2 separate regions of the Homo sapiens genome follow, and region 2 is linked to region 1. The links are chromatin loops, found by intact Hi-C in ENCODE. Cell type or tissue: natural killer cell. All regions are shown on one strand. Links, peaks and the distances in the headings refer to the core of each region. The heading gives the core; the rest is flanking DNA. Region 1 has its middle 22 kb from the start of IATPR. Region 2 overlaps ITGB1 (integrin subunit beta 1).

Region 1 (6,563 bases), core at 1,643-4,142:
CACTAGTTCTGAACAGATTTGGGGATTTTAAAGGCTTTCATCAATGCATAAAACCTCTTTTCACTCATCCGTGTCCCTGGAGATCTCCATTAAAGGGACAGCCACTCTCCACCCCATGAAAAGATTCTTTTTTTTTTTTTTTTTTTTTTGAGACAGAGTCTCGCTCTGTCGTCCAGGCTAGAGTGCAATGGCGCTATCTCGGCTCACTGCAACCTCTGCCTCCTGGGTTCAAGCAATCCTCTCACCTCAGCCTCCCGAGTAATTGGAATTACAGGAGGTTGCCACCATGCCTGGCTAATTTTTGTATTTTTTTAGTAGAGATGGGGTTTCACCAGGTTGGCCAGGCTGGTCTCGAACTCCTGACCTCAAGTGATCCGCCTGCCTCAGCATCCCAGATTGCTGGGATTACAGGCGTGAGCCACCATGCCTGGCCAAGACTTTTTTTCTTCTTATTAAGGGAGTCAGGACTGATGGTGCTACTGAGTGCACAGTGGCCTCAAGAAACCCCCAGGACTAGGTGAAACCATTACCCCCGTTGACTTGAAAAATCAGTGGGGATGGGAGGAGCTGTCTTCCAAGGTAGCCCCCCCTCCAGTGCTGGGCCCCTCATCTCCTACAGACCCAGGCTCTGTAACCACTGCTGGATTGCTGAGAAACTAAGAGCATCTGCCTGAGGAAAATAAGCTGAGATCCTTAACAAATCCAGATTCTCCGGCAAATCAGATGAAGAGGAATGTAAATGCAGGGTGAATTGCATTATGCTTTAGGCCAATACCACTCAGGGCCCAGGCACACAAGCTGTGTGATTAGATGAGGCCTTCAAGTTGCAATCAGGCTTCAAATCTGATGTTCCACTCTTCACATATAGGAGCTGATGGAGTCCTAGGGTCACAAAGGAAACAAAAGACAGAGCGTTCTAACGGCATATTTCACAGATGCAAACACTTACACCCAGAGTATAAGACATGCCCAAAGCCACGCTGGACTCATTATGCCCTCGATCCAGGAAGCATTTCTGGAATAGGTGCTGAGAGCCAGGAGGTGAGACCTCCCATAGGCACAGTCCCTGTCTTCAAGGAATTCCCAGTCCAATCAGGGACACGAGCTTGTAAACCTGGCATCTCCTATACCTGGCCCTCAGCCCAGATCTGAGTGAGAACCTCTGGGGCTGGACCTCAGGGCACACTTATTTAGACACTGCAGATGGTCCTGATGTGGGCTCCAGGCTGGGGACTCCTGTAGACACACAGAATGGGATAAGAGAACCAGAAGAAGCAGCTCACCGTACAGAGGGAAGAAGAGAAGAGTGGCGAGAACCCAGGGAGGGAAGTAATGAATGTATGCCTTCATTCCACACTTTTGTTTTGTTTTGTTTGAGACAGAGTCCAGGCCAGGCTAGAGTGCAGTGGTGCAATCTCGGCTCACTGCAATCTCCGCCTCCCTGGTTCAAGGGATTCTCCTGCCTTAGCCTCCCAAATAGCTGGGATTATAGGCACGCACCACCACACCTGGCTAATTTTTGTATTTTTAGTAGAGACGAGGTTTCACCATATTGGCCAGGCTGGTCTCAAACACCCAACCACAGGTGATCCACCCACCTCAGTCTCCCAAAGTGCTGGGATTACAAGCGTGAGCCACCGTTCCCACAGATGCTTATTGAGAGCCTGGAATGCCTCCTGGGTGCTGGGACTATGGCAGTGAGCAAAACAGATTTTAAAATCCCCATTCCTGTGGAGATGATGGGTCTTGATCTCTCCGTATATCTTCACGATTGGTGGAGAAGTAAAGGAAGAGAAGTGCTATGATTCGAATGTCTGTCCTGTCTGAACCCCATGTTGAAATTTGATCCCCAATGTGGCAGAGTTGAGAGGAGGGGCCTTTAAGAGGTAACTGGGTCATGAGGACTCTGCCCTCATCAGTGGATTAATCCATTCATGGATTAATAGGTTGACAGATTAGTAAATTATCATTGGAATGGAGCTGCTGGCTTTACAAGAAGAGGAAAAGGCCGGGGGCAGTGGCTCACACCTGTAATCCCAGCACTTTGGGAGGCTGAGGTGGGCAGATCATGAGGTCAGGAGATCGAGATCTTCCTGGCCAACATGGTGAAACCCCTTCTCTACTAAAATGGAAAAAAAAATTAGCCAGGCATGGTGGCGGGCGCCTATAGTCCCAGCTACTTGGGAGGCTGAGGCAGGGGAATCTCTTGAACCCAGGAGGCGGAGGTTGCAGTGAGCCGAGATTGCACCACTGCACTCCAGCCTGGCGATAGAGCGAGACTCCATCTAAAAAAACAAAAAAAAAGGAAAAGAGACCTGAGTCAGGACACTCAGACTCTCACCATGTGACACCCTGTGCCACCTCAGTCCCCACCAGCTATGACCCATCAATCTTGGACTTCTCAGACTCCCTAAGTGTAAAAAATACTTTTCCTTTCTTTACATATTACCCAGTTTCAGGTATTCTGTTACAAGCAACAGAAAATGGACTAAGACAGGAAAGGGTAACTAAAGGCAAGGAACAGCAGTGGAGTAAAATGAGAGAGGCAGAAGAGGTGGATGGAGAACGGCTTCACCGAGCACGGATGGAGGGGAGATGATGCATGAGGGGGGCATGACGAAGCTGGAGACGGGGGCTTGTGCTGAAGGTGCTGGAGAGAATATTGCCAAGAAGAGGAGGAAGAGCTGAAGGGACAGGGAGTTTAAGATGTGGGCTCCAAAACACGGTGTAGATGATGACAAGTTCCAGGTTGTGACCCTGGGATGCTGCGTTGGAGTGGAGGTCAAGCTCTGGGGGGGGCGGCAGCAGCTTTCAGACTGCGAAAGTCCATGACTTGCCCATCCACTGAAAAGGAAGTAACCGCCCCCTGCACAGCCTTGTTTTTGTGCCTTCTACCTACGTTACCAGCTGTGAAATAAAACTAACCGTTGTTACCACTTCAAGCACTTGGGGTTTGTTTTGTTTCTTTTTGAACTGAAGTAACCATGGGTACCTGGTAACCTTGGATAGATAAGTGTGTATCTGAGTTTCCCTCTGAAAACCAAGCTGTTGATGGATTTCCTTGACAGTGTATTCTTTCCTGTAACTAATATTAAATCTAAAAAAAAATGAAATTGCTGGAAAAGTACCCATTTATGTTATGCTTTATTCCTCTAGTTAACTGATAGGGTGATTTTTTTTTTTTGAAACAGAGTTTCGCTCTTGTTGCCCAGGCTGGAGTACAATGGCGCCATCTCAGCTCATCGCAACCTCTGCCTCACGGGTTCAAGCAATTCTCCTGACTCAGTGTCCTGAATAGCTGGGATTACAGGCATGCGCCACCATGCCCAGCTAATTTTGTATTTTTACTAGAGACTGGGTTTCTCCAGGTTGGTCAGGCTGGTCTCGAACTCCCAACCTCAGATGATTTGCCCATCTCGGCCTCCCAAAGTGCCGGGATTACAGGTGTGAGCCACCACGCCTGGCGGTGATTTTTTTTAATACAGGAATTTCAGGCTTGGTCTGGGGAAAATGTATAAACAAAAATTCCCTGAAATATGCAAGTTTACTATTATGATTTGCCCTGAAAATAATATGCTGATCAACTCTATGCTTTTTTTCATGTATATTTGTTAAATTCTGGTTCTTAATTACAGCTTTGCATCACAAACAATGGTTACGTAAGTGTTTTGTTGTGTTTTGCTTTGCTTTGCCTTATTTTACAAATTTGATTGTGGTTTCTGAAAAGCCTTGAATTATTTCAAGGAGTTATTTATTCGTGTAGATGAATATCTCTATCCAATAGACCTGGAAGCTGATACTAAAACGGCTGACCAAAAGATAGATGCATTTGTGACCCTTGTCTCCCCAGAAACTACTGGAAGGACCAAATTTATGATCACAACAACCTTTGGTGCTGGCCTTTGTGCAATTTCCTTGCTAGGGCTCTGTGGCCTCTCTCATAGCAACCTAGCTAAGGGGAGGGTCCCTATGTGTGTGGGCACCAGCACATAGCGGAATTGAGAGACTTGTGTTTGCATCTTGGGGCTGCCACTTTGTAAGTAGAAAGGCTTTGGTTTCCTCAATTTCACAATGAGATTAGAATATCCTTTTCCTCCCTCACTTCTCCAATAATCTGGATGCTATGCAAAGAGATCAAGTCCCATCACCTCCATCATAACAGGGACTTTTTATTTAAATTTGTGTTGTTCTCTACCATAGTCGCAGCACCCAGGAGAGTGATGGACACGGGAAAGGCTCTCCTAAACAGCTGCTGAATGAATGCATGCATTCATTACTTCACTCTTCTCTCCTTCCCTCTGCATGAGTGAGCGGCTCCTCCTCTTCTCCCACCCATACTGTGGACTTCCAGGACCTCCAATCCTGAGTGAGCATCAGGATGACTCAGGGTTGGGCTGAGGGCCGGGTCGGGGAGGAGCCAGGTTTACAAGCTCATGTCCCTGATTAGACTGGGAATTCCTTGAGGGCAGGGACTGAGTCTCTGGGAGTTCTCACCTCCTGGCTCCCAGCACCTGTTCCGTAAATGCAAAGTGTCGCCCAGAGAAAGTATGCACTCGGCATCTATGGGTCTACTCCTCAGACTGTCTGACTCTGAGACTTGTTAGATCTTGCAGTCCACAGAAGCACTTTACCCAGGTTCCTTCAAAACATCTCCTATCAAGGAGTTTCATCCGGGCTTCTGAGGACCTGGCTTGAGGGAAGGAAGGGGGAATTCCTGACTTCAACATTCCTCACTGCTCTGGACATAAGGGTTCACTTCTGGGGGCACAGGCACGCCCAGCCTCCCCTCTGCTGATGCAGAAAGTGGAGCCGTATTTCACGTTTTGTTCAGGCCCCTCACCCCCAGGGGCCCACAGCCTGGCAATCGATCCCAAAGCCTCTTGCACCGCTCCTCCTAGATGGCCCTAGGACCTCAAGTTTTGAGGGAACAAACATTCTGGTCCAGTACCCTAGAGAACCCGAGTCAATATGGTAGCATGTACGTGAGCCCAACTAATCCTGGGAAACAAAGTTCGTCCCTATGATGAGCATAATTTTCAGAAGGAAGATAGTATATTTTGTAGGAAAGAGCATGGGGTTTGGAGGCCTGGGACTTTGGTTTATGATCTTACAATCTGTCTCCTCTTGCTAGCTTTGTGACCTGTGGTGACTCACTTAGCTTCTCTCACTTATAGATCTGACATCTGCAAAGGAGCATATTAAGCATAGCCACCTCCAGAGTTTTTGTTAGATGAATCAGAGCACAGATCCGTCTCCCTGACTGGTTGCTAATTAATCTGTGTTGCTAATTAACCTTCCCTCCCCTGCAATCCACACCCCAAGCCCTTGGTCATATCACTGCATTGTCCAACAGAAAGGAAGTGTAAGAAATATGGATTCTTCTTTTAAAACCCTGATAAATTACTTAATGGAAGGTGGAGGAGGTTAGGTCTGTTTTGGGTTGAAATGGGTTTTCATGAGTGAGTTGCAGATCACTTAGTCCCCCATCCCTCCCTCAGTTTCCCCTGGAGAGGCTGCACTCCAAGCATATACCTGTCTCCTATCATGTGGAATCCAAGTCAGCTCTTCGTTTCACATCAGCAGGCTTTCTCTTCAAAACAACCCCACTTTGCTACTACATGACCCCCTCTTATACAGAGGAGTTTGCCACAAATTACTCATCAACATGGGTCTGGGCACATAATTGCTTCATCTCCCAGGCTTGGCACATCTGTGTAAATAGTTTTGATTAGTTTCAGTCTCACTTAATAGTAACAGTTGTGTGGGCCAAGGGAGGTTAGGCTTGATCTTAGACTAAACCAATTAGCAGCAAGGCTCCCACTCCCCCGTCTTTCTGCCCCACCCCTGCATCAATGCCTGCATTTGTAGCAGTGAACAATCTCTAAGGTGATTGTGCCAAGTTCTAAGCCGGGACTTTCAAAGACTTGCCTGGGTACTGCCGCCTCTGCACATAAACTTTGAGAGCACTGTCCAGTCTGGACTGAGCCTAGCTACCTCTGCTATAAGTCACCTTTAACGTAAGTTGCTCTTTTGGGGGCTTCCATAGTTTAAATATGTTGAAAGTTGGCCTCTAACGTGAGCTTCACCCAGTAGAGCCAAGTTGCATGGTTTATAAAAAATGTTATTTCAGTTATGTGATATCCTTTAAACACAGAAATGCACTGAAAATGGGCCAGGCATGGTGGCTTATGCCAGTAATCCCAGCACTTTGGGAGGTCAAGGCAGATGGATCACTTGAGATCAGGAGTTTGAGACCAGCCTGACCAACATGATAAAACCCCACCTCTACTAAAAATACAAAAATTAGCTGGGCGTGGTGGCAGGTGCCTGTAATCCCAGCTACTTGAGAGGCTGAGGCAGGAGAATCACTTGAACCTGGGAGGTGGAGGTTGTGGTGAGCCAAGATCATGTCACTGCACTTCAGCCTGGGTGACAGAGTGAGACTCCATATCAAAAAAAAAAAAAAAAAAAAGAAAAGAAAAGAAAAAAGAAACATACCGAATATGTAAAAGCTCCCAATTTTAGCTCAGTGGTTACTTGGCAGATATCAACCCAATGACCAC
Region 2 (6,563 bases), core at 1,603-4,102, 190 kb after region 1:
TTGATCACTGTCAAGATCTATTTGAGATTTTCTGACTTTCTTGAAGAGCAGAATGAGATCTAGATTTTCTCTTATTTTTAAAGAAGATTCTTCACTGACTTCCTTTCACTTTTTGTTCTGTGGAAGTCTTTCCTAGGTGTTAAGTTTCCAGGCTTTACCTCCCCCTACCCCCAACGTATTATCTTTAGGCATTTTGTTTGCCAATGCGTACTATATCCATTATTTATCTTTCCCTTGCACTTGTAGATTGGGTGGTGATAAAAATCTTCCATATTTCATTTTCCTGGAGAAGGCGGGTAGAGTCACTAGTGATGAATTTTATCTTCAATCTGTTGTATAATTTTCTTAAAGTATCTCGCCGTGTTGTGAGCTGTTCTCAGATTTCAAATTGTTTTGTGAACCTATAGCTTTGGAGCAGCCAAACCTTTGTTGTTAGAGCTTCTTAGCCCAGGCTATCATTATCATTGTGTGAGAAGGGGTTAGTGCTCTTTAAAAAGCCATTTTTCTTCTGGGTGGGAGTGGTGAATTTTAGATGGTTTTCTAATTCAGACTACTTTTCTGTTTGTCAAGGAGAGGAGAAGAGGACTTCAAATGTGGTGTTACATCTTTGGGATCCCTTAGCCTCTTCTCTTTCATGTCTCCTTTTTTTTCTTCTCTATTCTTTCTGCGAAGTTTTGTTAATCATTAATGCTAGCTTATTAATATTTGGGCCATAAACACCTCTGTAGTGACCAACACACCTCTTCCTGCCAGATGGAAGGAAAAAAAGTGTTGAGTTTTAATTGTTCTTCCTGTAAGGGGAAAGGTTCCCTTTCCATGGGAGGAACTCATCTCCACATGTCACCCTCTCAGATGGTACAGAATTCAGAAAGATTTCTCAGTTTCTTCCATTCATGTTTTTCTCGTTTTTATTACTCTCTATGTGGGATAAGTGGGAGGAACCTCATGTCTTTCAATTTGGCTCTGTGTTCTTCTTCTGGAATATATTGATTTTTAAATACTAAAATCTGTTATTGGCCTATTTCTTCCCCTTTTAAAAGCAGATACAGAAAATAATGATGGTAGAACAGACTTGGGATGAATCCAAGTTTATTATAATTTTTAGGAGACATTTATGATATACCTCTATAGGTATCAGAATCTTTTCTACTATTAAGGTGAAAAGATTTGAGATTTTGTGAAATCTTTTGTGTATTCTTTTTATTTGAGTTGGCTTTTAGGTGGCTTATTTTTCAACTCTGAAATGAACATAACATGTTACATATGTTACATATGTTACAATTTTTTTCTAAAGTGTAGTTGTTTAATTTCTACAAAGATAGTCCATATAAAGTTTCTAAAGATTGTAAATTTAAAAGGAAATGCCAAATGAATTATTTGTAAAATTGTTTAAAAAAATTAATAAATAATGAGTGTGTATTTAAAAGTTTGAACATGATATAAAACCATACTTTTATGGATAAAGATTAGTTTACAGTGAAGATTAAAACAATTATGCACTATTTTTGACAGTGGAAACAATTGCACATATTTGGGTTAACCACTAAAATGAGATTATTTGTGGGTGGTGTTTAAGATTGTTTATTGTTCAGGGAATGAATTATGACCCCTTAGATAAAATTTCATATGGTAAAAAATGACCTTAAGGTGAAATGCTTTTATAGGAACAAGACACAAAACCTTTGTCTGTACTTATGAAATATGGCAATTAAAATAACTTTTCTTGGCCTCTATTAAGTTCAAATGCCCAAGAAATAAACTCATAGAACATTATAAGCCCTTTCCATTTCTGTGCCCTGAGTCAGTTCTAACACTAGAAGGATGTTCTTTGTTTTAAAATAGTGATTAAGTAGGCTTTGAAAAAATTACAGTTTAATGAAGTCAGGTCATAGCTTCTGGATACAGATGGTCAGGTTTCAATTCCACCTGTGCAACTTTTGATTCCACCATTGCAAGTTGTTTAGTCTCTCTGGTTTTGTTTCCTCATCTGTAAAACAAAGACACTATTATTCTTCACCTCATTGAGTTACCTGGAGGAGATAGATGCTATTATTTTATCATTATTATTATCATATCCATTTGAAGGTGCTGAAATAAAATTCTAATTTTTTAAAGTTCTAAATGAAATAACTTTTTGTTACAAATTACTTTAAATCATCAAAACTTAGTGTATTATACTCTTCTTCTTGCCTGTGCCTAGTCTGGCCCTCTCAATTGAGAAGTCAGTCTTTTTTTTTTTTTCAGTAATCCACAGTGAGCAGCAGTCCCTGAACGAAATCATATTGCTAGTTGGGTTTGATTAATAAAACACAGAATTGGTATTCTAGTCCTTTCAGGGGGGTTTGCTTCCTTGTGATGTAAGAACCTTGTCTTAGTCTTTGTGCTGCTATAACAGAATGCCACAGACTGGGTAATTTATGTCAGGGTTCTGGGGGCTGGGAAGTCCATTATCAAGGGGTTGGCATCTAATGTCTTTCTGTTGCATCATCCCATGGTAGAAGGTGGAAGGGCAAGAGAGTGAGAGAAGAGAAGGAGGCCAAACTCCGTCTTTTATCTGGAACCCATTCTCCACTCCTGTGGTAATAGCATTAATCCATTCATGTGGGCAGAGCCCTCATGACCTTATCACCTCTTAAAAGTCCCACCTCTCATCACTGTTGCTTTGGGGATTAAGTTTCCAACACGTGAACCTTGGGGACACGTTCAAAGCATAGCAAACCTCAAAGCTTCCTCCTTATTTCTGTTTGTATTAGGTATGTTATTCCCTCCCCTCAATCTTTTTTTAAGGGTTTCTGTGATATCAGTGTTCAGAGCATTTGTATTTTGTCTACTATGTTTTTATGATATTAGTGTTCAGAGCATTTGTATTTTGTCTAACATTTACTACCTTAAATATTTTGTCAGTATAAAATATTTAAGGTTTTGCTGCTTTTATTACTTTATGAACACATTTGTCAGGAATCTGATTGTTAGAAAGCACATTAAATAGAATTCTACTTGGATGTGGAATCTATAAAGAGTATAATAAGGTTTTGATATTGAGGATGTCAGTGTATGAACAGCTATAACAATCCACATTAATCTATTTTCTGTAGTTGTGTTACTTCTAACTTTCAGACTTTATCCTTTCTTTCATATCTTGTGTCTTCCCTAAAGTGGATCCAGTCAGTTTTCTGGTTATAATTACAATTGAAAAAAAAAAAAAATTCAACCATAGTTACTTCTTTATTCAATTACGTTGTTATTGAGCGCTTCCTGTAACATTTGGTAATGATCATAACAAGTAACACCCAGGTACTTACAATTGGCCAGACATTGTTTTAAATGTTTTATGTGTATCAACTTATTTAAACTTCACAAAACCCCTACAAGGTAAATACTGCTGTCCCCATTTTAAAGATGAGGAAACTGAGACAGATTAATTTGCCAGTGTAACTCTGCACTACACAATGTTGTACAACGGTAGATGCCACAAATATCTGCTGTCATGAAGCTCAGTGTTTTATTTTTTGATACCTCAGAGTATCTCCAGTTGTTTTTATCGTTAGTTTCTTCATTTATTCAATATAAAGACATTGCGCTAGATACAGAAAACATGGAGAAACTTCTAGAAGATGACAATTTATAAGGCAAGTCAACCATGTACATCATTAGTAGATGTATAAGAGCTACATATGCCCCAAACAGGAAACCTTTTAAATGAAGATTATTATATATGTTTTAACATACTGTGTGTATGTACGTACACACACACACACACACACACACACACACACACACGGCTATATGTGAATCACCTGGCTTTAGTCTTTCTTTCCTCCCCAGTTCTTGCCATAATTCGAGGGCTTCAAGAGTTCATGCAGATGATACTTCTCACACCTTGGTCTAGCAGTTTTCTTTCTTTCTTTTTTTTTTATTTAATGAAATTTCAGTTTATTCAGATAAAGACTAATGTATGCCTCATAACCTAGTGATAATCTATAAGTTTGGGAGTTCACAACATTTTTACAAAGCACATAATATTAACATTCAAGTGAGGCATTATAGAAAGTTTTATAAAGAATGAAGTAGGCCAGGTATGGTGCCTCATGACTGTAATCCCACCACTTTGGGAGGCAGAGGTGGGTGGATTGCTGGAGGTCAGGAGTTTGAGACCAGCCTGGCCAACATAGCAAAACCCTGTCTCTACTAAAATACAAAAATTAGCCAGCCGTGGTGGCACATGCCTGTAATCCCAGCTACTCAGAGGCTGAGGCAGGAGAATTGCTTGAACCCAGGAGGCGGAGGTTGCAGTGAGCCAAGATCATGCCACTGCACTCCAGCCTGGGTGATCAAGTGAAACTGTCTAAAAAAAAAAAAGAAGTCTTTACTATAATTCTTTTAAAAAACCTTGGTTCATCTTGAAAGACTGATGAATTTTTGAAATACCTGCAGAAAAGGAAAATAATCCCCCCCCCCCCCCCAGAAATACATACAAACCACTTATTGGCACTTGTGTTTTAAGTACCTGGAGAAAAACAGGACAGATTTTTAAAGGCAATTAATAACAGCTTATACAAGGCCTTGTTTCATTTGCTTTAGCACCAAGTAAAGTAAGAGTAAATATGCTGTGGAAGATGGTCAGGTTTTTCCTCCTTCTCTCATATGCCCCACTTCTCCTACCAGGTCACAGTACATCAGCAGCCATCCTTGTTGCCCCACTGAGGAATCACTTTAGATTCCAGTATTTAAATGGCTGCTCAGATGAAACCAGTAGAATTCTTTCCCCTTAAGATAAGGTGGCAGTGAATGCTAGCAGGTATCAATTTCTTTGATCAGGAACAAAGAACTCCTTCAGAAAACTCACTTTTTTGGTCTTTGTTAACCTATCCTGTGAATTCTTTTTATTGGCACACCTTGTTTACGAATCATGATTGATTGCTATTTATGCCAAGGGAACATTCCGCAGGCATGCCTGATCTATTTACTAATGACAAAGTATGCTTACTTTACATAATTCCATAGGTTTTCTCTTTTATTTTTGGGAGGAGGGGTATAATAACTTGTTATTTATCAGGGCAGATCATATATTTGGATCAAAAAGAGAAACTGGCAAGTAGATCCTAAAACACATTTCTTAACCCGAGTAACATCTGAAAACATAGATTTCAATTATATTTTGTTGAAAATTCATTCAACTTTGGTGCTTATCCAAGAACTTATAATGTCAATTTCTGACAAAAATTATAACCCTCAATACATATGTATTTTCAAAAGAAGAGTCATCTTAAAGTAATATTTTTCTGTATGTTAATTGATACATTTTTATAGCAAATTGAAAATTCTGAGTAAATTGAAAGTATGTTTAACAACAAAATAAATACAGCATATATGGTTAGCTTATATATTTATTAGTGTAAAGGCAGCAGTGAATTTGTATCTTACAACAAATCTGTGAATCCAGTTGCTTTTTTTTCTGGAATTTTATGTAGTATCACCATGCTCCACAATGCTAGAAATGTGGCATTAATCTGCAAAAATTTCTGATGAGATACTTTCCCCAAATGACATGTAACTTTTTAAAACTTTTCCAAAAAATATGGACATTTTATCAATCACTTAATCTTTTTTTTTTGAGACAGAGTCTCGGTCTGTCGCCCAGGCTGGAGTGCAGTGGCGTGATCTCAGCTCACTGCAAGCTCCACCTCCCAGGTTCACGCCATTCTCCTGCCTCAGCCTCCCGAGTAGCTGGGACTACAGGCGCCTGCCACCACGCCCGGCTAATTTTTTTGTGTTTTTAGTAGAGACGGGGTTTCACCATGTTAGCCAGGATGGTCTCGATCTCCTGACCTCGTGATGCACCATCTCGGCCTCCCAAAGTGCTGGGATTACAGGCATGAGCCACTGCACCCAGCCTATCAACCACTTAATGAACAAAAAGTTAGATTACTACCAATTGTTCATTTAATTTTGCTCTAACGTGTTTTAAAAGTTAAGACATCTCTGATGGTTTTGCAGGTGACTGGATAAAACACACTAGATGATTTCAAAAGATTAATCTTAGTATCTGACTCGTTTGGCACATCCTCAGTATCCAGAATAAAATCAGTAGAAATAAAAGTAATATAACTTTCAAAGAATTCATACATGCTGGAGGTCTTAGGAAAAGCAGTTTTTAAATTCAAGGAATAGGAGGTTTGCTCATCTTACTAGTTACACACATTTCTCCTCATGGAGTAATGGCAGCTTTCTGGCTTCTTTGTGGAACTTTAGTTTGTAGAAAAGCTTGGTAATATTCCAGGACTGGCTTTGTTTGGGCTTCATAAGCCTTTAGTCTTTTGATAACCGTCTCTGGTTTATCATCCTCATGCTGAATGAGAGGATCCCCAGTCAGATCATCAGTGCCCACAGTTTTGGGAGGGTTGAATTCAATGTTGTAGACTCAGCCACTGGCAGGATGAATCTAGCGAGCAGTAAGGCATTGTTTAATGACCTCAAAGGGCACATTCGGGCTAATCACTTTGTCTGTCTAAGAAGCTTAGTCTAGGGCTTCTGCCTGTGGAAGTGTCCATGGAAAACCACCC

Evidence for each region. Peaks named below come from ENCODE experiments on the same cell type or tissue, not always from the same donor. Only the 100,000 strongest peaks of a DNase experiment are listed, where the experiment ranks them.
Region 2: it touches region 1 in a loop (2.7-fold over the local background); 9 of 110 quality-filtered maps call a loop at or near these places.

What each region holds. Positions count from the first base shown.
Region 1 is chr10:33,135,642-33,142,204 of GRCh38, reverse strand. No RefSeq gene overlaps it. Among named protein-coding and RNA genes, the nearest start is that of IATPR, 22 kb to the right of the region's middle. In natural killer cell, for the core only: no CTCF peak of the experiment used is centred there; DNase peaks (open chromatin) are centred at 2,924 and 3,944; H3K27ac peaks cover 1,134 bases.
Region 2 is chr10:32,944,650-32,951,212 of GRCh38, reverse strand. All of the region lies in intron 1 of ITGB1 (integrin subunit beta 1), which reads left to right. It also overlaps the pseudogene AK3P5. Among named protein-coding and RNA genes, the nearest start is that of ITGB1, 10 kb to the left of the region's middle. In natural killer cell, for the core only: no CTCF peak of the experiment used is centred there; a DNase peak (open chromatin) is centred at 2,652.